2 separate regions of the Mus musculus genome follow, and region 1 is linked to region 2. The links are chromatin loops, found by intact Hi-C in ENCODE. Cell type or tissue: heart. All regions are shown on one strand.

Region 1 (2,500 bases), 170 kb before region 2:
AAAAAAAAATCCTAGCTGGGAGGATTCCCTTGATTTTTATTTGTATTTGTTTATTTTGAGACAAGGTCTCATTATGTAACCCAGGCTTGCCCAGCTGGCCTCAAACCCACAATCCTCCTGACCCTGCCTCCAAGTCCTGGAAGTAAGGTGTGTGCTACCTCATCCAGCCCCTTTGCAGCAGTTTTGTGCAAGTAAAGATGCAGCATAGACCACACTTTACATTCAGTTAATAAGTCCCTTCTAAAGTACTTCAGGCTACACTGTCCAAACATCAAGCCATCCAGCTCCCTAGAGAGGGACAGGAAGACCAAGGTCTGACCAAGAACTTCAGCAATAGTCCCCTGCATTGCTTTAAAAAGCCCGGATAAAAGAATTTCCAAAATATCTTCTCTGCATCAGCCACACGGTGTCTTTCCAACATTGCTCCTTCTGTTACAATGCATGATCAGAAGAACCTGTTCCCAGAGGCTGGACGTTCAGTGAAGGCTTTAAGTTCTTTCAGAGAGACCTTAAGATGGCTCTCATTCCGTTGGGATCTATGGAAGAAGCAATCCAGGCCCTTATTGAACTTCACAATCATGGTCTTGGAGAAAATGGCCACCTCAGAGTTTCCTTCTCAAAAATCCACCATCTGATCTTTCTGTGAATTTTTCTCCTCATACTGGACCATCATTTCTGTAAAATCTTCAGGCACAGCCTGAAGCAGTACAAGACCAATTCTATCTCTTTCACAAAGTAACTCTTTGGGAGTTTGATATTCAAGTACATTCAAAACAAAAGATATTCCTTTTTTTCCCTCTCATTTTCCCCAACAGTGTATGATCAAAAGTTTGCTGTGCCTTTGTATTGTGGTTTCTATGAAAATAACTTTTAGGGAAAAAAATCAGGAAAATATTTCTTAAATAATTTAATTCCCTGAATCAGATTTCAAAAGGACAGATTTCTTTCTGTCTGGGTCCAGATCAGCTTTACATGACTTCTAAACTCCTCTGTACTTTGAGAAATTTAAATATACATACTTACAATTTCTTGATGTAATTTAAATCACCTACAAATCAAGGGTTTTTTCTTAACTTTATGATTCAGAAGTTTCCCTGTAGAAAATGACATTCATTCACTTATAAAAATTATACCAGGTTTATAAGGTGGTGGTGCCAGGTGGTGGTAGTGGCACACACCTTTAATTTCAGTGCTCAGGAGGCAGAGACAGGTGAGTCTCTAAGTTCAAGGTCAACCCGGTCTACAGAGCGAGTTCCAGGACAGCCAGCCCTACACAGAGAAACCCTATCTGAAAAAAACAAAACAAAATAAAACAAAAGAATGTGGTGGGATAGTAAGTTTGCTCCATGGCTGAAGAGATGGCTCAGCAGTTAAAGGCTAGGCTCACAACCAAAACATAAAAAATTTGCTCCAAAGGGGACTTCAGTGAAGTCCAGAATCTTCTCTTTTTTAATTAATGTATTTATTATGTATACAGCATTCTACCTGTACATATGCCTGCGGCCAGAAGAGGGCACTAGATCTCCTTATAGATGGTTGTGAGCCACCATGTGCTTGTCGGGGGAATTGAACTCAGGAACTCTGGGTGAGCAGCCAGTGCTCTTCACCACTGAGCCATCTCTCCAGTCCCCATCTGGAGACATTTTAAAGATTTATTTTAACAAGTGTAGTGAGTGTGTCTGTCTATTCCATGTATTTGTGGATGCTGTCAGGGGCTAGAAGAGGGCAGGGAATGCCCTCGAGCTAGAGTTGCAGGCGGTTGTAAGCTGCCTGACCTGGTCCTGGAAACGGAACTGAGTCTTCTGCAAGAACAGCAAGTGCTCTTGACCTCTGAGCCACCTCTCCAGTCCCAAGTGGAGTTGTCACAGTTGTTGTCACAGCTCAGTAGGGTGTCTCACTGCTTGGTCAGAATGAGCCTTAGCAAGATCCGGTCTCTGAGCTGCTGCTGCTAACTGAGGGTGATCAGAGACAAGGCATCCTTCTTGTTTGGTTTTCCTGAGCTGTAGTTAATTACCATTTGTTCAGTATGTACCTGTGGACAGCGGTTCTGTGTGCAACTCTCTGCTAGTGCTAGGACACAAGACAACCAAAGCAGTCCGATGCTTCCTCCCAGGGAGACATTTATTGAGTACAGCACAGATGAGTGCAATATGGTGACCTCGGGTACATTTGAGGATTCCCCTGCATTGACAATAAACTCATGTGTACTCTCTCTGCGTTCCCAGGAAGCCTTGAGGTGTGTCCAAGCCCACGCATCATTCCCCCATCCCCAACCTGTGCAGAGAAGGAGTTACCCTGGAAGAGTGGGCAGGGAGACCTGGCTGTGTATGTGTCTTCAGAAACAACCAAGATCGTGCCTGTGGACATGCAGACAGGCTGGAACCAGAGCATCTCGTCCCTGGAGAGCCTGGCATCCCCTCCCTGCACCCAGCCCCCGACTTTAACCCGCTTACCCCCCCACCCTCTGGTCACTGAAGAGCCCCAGGTTCCTATTGACCTG
Region 2 (2,500 bases):
CTGCCTCCCAGTGCTGGGATTAAAGGCGTGCGCCACCACGCCCGGCTTAGCCAAAGCTTTATGTTTTAGCTCTAAACTCCCACCTCTGTCTCTCAGAGAGACCCCACAACCCCAGTTTCCTTAGTCTAAACTTTTCCTTCCCCCTTGTGCCCACAAGCCAGGGTCTCTGTTTATCTGTTTAGGCTAGGGACAAGACTGGAATAAGACTGTCTGAGTACTTCTAAGAGCCCTGGACCAGCCTCAGAAGAAAGCCCTGTAGGGAAATGCTGCCACCTGACTTCACTGCTATACCTCTAGTGAGTAGAAGAAACCAGCTGTAGTTCATGGTTCAGCTCTGACACTGTATGCAGAAGTCAGTAGTAGCTCTCCCCTCCCTTCTAGCTTCCCCAAACCTCTCCTTGCTATAAGCCTTAGTTGAGTACAGAGAAAAATGCTGGGCCAAGTTAGGGCCACTCACAATCACAGCACTCAGCCCCTTCTAACTCCTCCTTCTACACAGGCCAGGCCAGCCTGTATCCTGTGCCAGGCTGAGTACTTCCCTCCCCGGGGCCAACTCTAAGATTGCTTCAGTGGAGGCCCCTGCTTTCCCTTCCTGTACAGCAAGGCTCAGGATCGTCTTTCCTGGGAGATGGAAGGCAGGACAGGCCTGGCAGAGATAAGACCCAGCCATATGCCTTCCTACCTTCAGCAAACAGGAAACCTCCCTCCTCTTTGCCTGGTCTTCAGAAATTGCCTCCCTGCCCCCAGAAAGCTGCTTTGCCATGTCTCCCCTCATTTGGCCTCAAAAGAGAGAATAAAGTTCCAGCTGGTCAGCATCTCCCTCCAGAGGAAGACAGCTGGGGAGTGGATGGCCCACTGCCTGCCAGGCCAAAGAGGCCCTTTTGGAGTGGGGGATGGGGGAAGGGGGTAGAGCAGTCTATAATCCTCTGCCCTAAGGCCCTCCCTTGCCCTGTGCCTCCAAATAGCTTGGAGTGGGAGAAGTTTCAGGCTACAGTTTAGGAAGCTACTTCCTTCAAGAAACCTTTAGAGTCCCTAGCCGACCCTGTCTCTCCACTGTGCCCTTTGGTGCCACCTGCTGGAGCAACATAGCTTTTCTGCACTTGGGCTGGCAGGCTGTGTATAACCAGGTACTTGTGCCAAATGGCCTATCTGCAGCCCCCACCAAGGAGCCTCATTTGTTGCTAGTGACATTATCTGTACTAAACTACATCTAGTTCCAAGGAACCCCACCCAGGGCTGAAAATGAACAGAAGTCTCTGCTATGACCTTTTCTACTTAGCACATTACCCCTTAAGCCTCAAGTTCCCCTTTGCAACCAGAATGAATGAGATGTGGACTACAGAAGAGTTAGTGAGGCTCTGACCATCTCCTCATTAAAATCCTGACCCTCCTCAAAGGCCCAGTTGAGTTATCCTATTTGATCTGAGCCTTTGGAATCCTGAAGGGTCCCTCATAGTCATGCTTTTTCCTAGGTCAGAAAGAACAGGGTCAGTGCTGGCTTCCTTTCCATCCTAAAGAGCAATAAGGGAACAACCCACAGCAGCCCGAGAGCCTCATTGGGAACAGTCAGGATAAGAAGGCCTGAGGAAACCCAGTGACCACTCTAGGACAATGAAGGGCCAACGTGAGGCAACATGGCCTCACTTAGGAGGTAAGAGATGCTTTGGGGACCCACTAGACATGTGAGACCATGTCCTGGGACAAAGGTTCCTTCCAGGTGTCCACTTCCACTGATGGTCATTCTCCCAGATAGTACAGGTTAAACCACACAATTTCTGCCAGTGGACACGTAGGCTACAGGCAATTGTTATACACCAGGGATGGCCCTTGCTTGAGACCTGCTTCATTTAAAAACAATGGCACTTAGGGGCCACCTGAAGATGTCCCAGAGACCAAGTTGACCCTCTACAAACAACTTTCCCAACTTCTCTTCCAAGGTTAGGGGGTTCTCCTGTGAGAAAATACCATGAAATGGGCCAAGTAAAAGTATCCTTCATGGCTAAAGAACCCTGAATGCAGGTTCTATCACAAGTTACAGGGCAAGTTAGGCCTGGTAACAGCCCTCATTTTAGCAGCATATTAAATGTGTTAGGATTGTGAATGTTGAGTAGGTCACCTAAAACTACACGCTGAGAGTCTACTTCACACAGACTGCCTGCTCTGTGGCAGGCACACAACCACCCCTGTTGTCACTGTCTGCCCCTCAGCACCACTCACTCTGCATCTGTGTAGTGCCCTCCTGGCCTGGCTCTGGACTCAGCCAAAGTTTTTTTCAGTCTAGATTCCCATCCTTATTAGTTCTTCCCTCAAACACCCACCTTCCTTCCTTCCTTCCTTCCTTCCTTCCTTCCTTCCTTCCTTTCTTCCTTTCTTTCTTCCTTTCTTTCTTTCTTCCTTTCTTTTTTTTTTTTTCCCGAGACAGGGTTTCTCTGTGTAGCCCTGGCTGTCCTGGAACTCACTTTGTAGACCAGGCTGGTCTTGAACTCAGAAATTTGCCTGC

What was found. Hi-C counts contacts between places; a loop is a spot of excess contacts. Peaks named below come from ENCODE experiments on the same cell type or tissue, not always from the same donor. Only the 100,000 strongest peaks of a DNase experiment are listed, where the experiment ranks them.
Region 1: it touches region 2 in a loop (2.7-fold over the local background); 1 of 42 quality-filtered maps calls a loop at or near these places.

The regions. Positions count from the first base shown.
Region 1 is chr8:105,365,781-105,368,280 of GRCm38, forward strand. It overlaps Slc9a5 (solute carrier family 9 (sodium/hydrogen exchanger), member 5), which reads left to right. Exons shown (of 16, transcript NM_001081332.1): 16 at 2,226-2,500. Among named protein-coding and RNA genes, the nearest start is that of Plekhg4, 6.2 kb to the right of the region's middle. In heart, a CTCF peak has its summit at 1,492 (motif pointing right); no DNase peak of the experiment used is centred here.
Region 2 is chr8:105,533,099-105,535,598 of GRCm38, forward strand. All of the region lies in intron 2 of Atp6v0d1 (ATPase, H+ transporting, lysosomal V0 subunit D1), which reads right to left. Among named protein-coding and RNA genes, the nearest start is that of Hsd11b2, 16 kb to the left of the region's middle. In heart, a CTCF peak has its summit at 1,078 (motif pointing left); a DNase peak (open chromatin) is centred at 1,033; H3K27ac peaks cover 1,181 bases.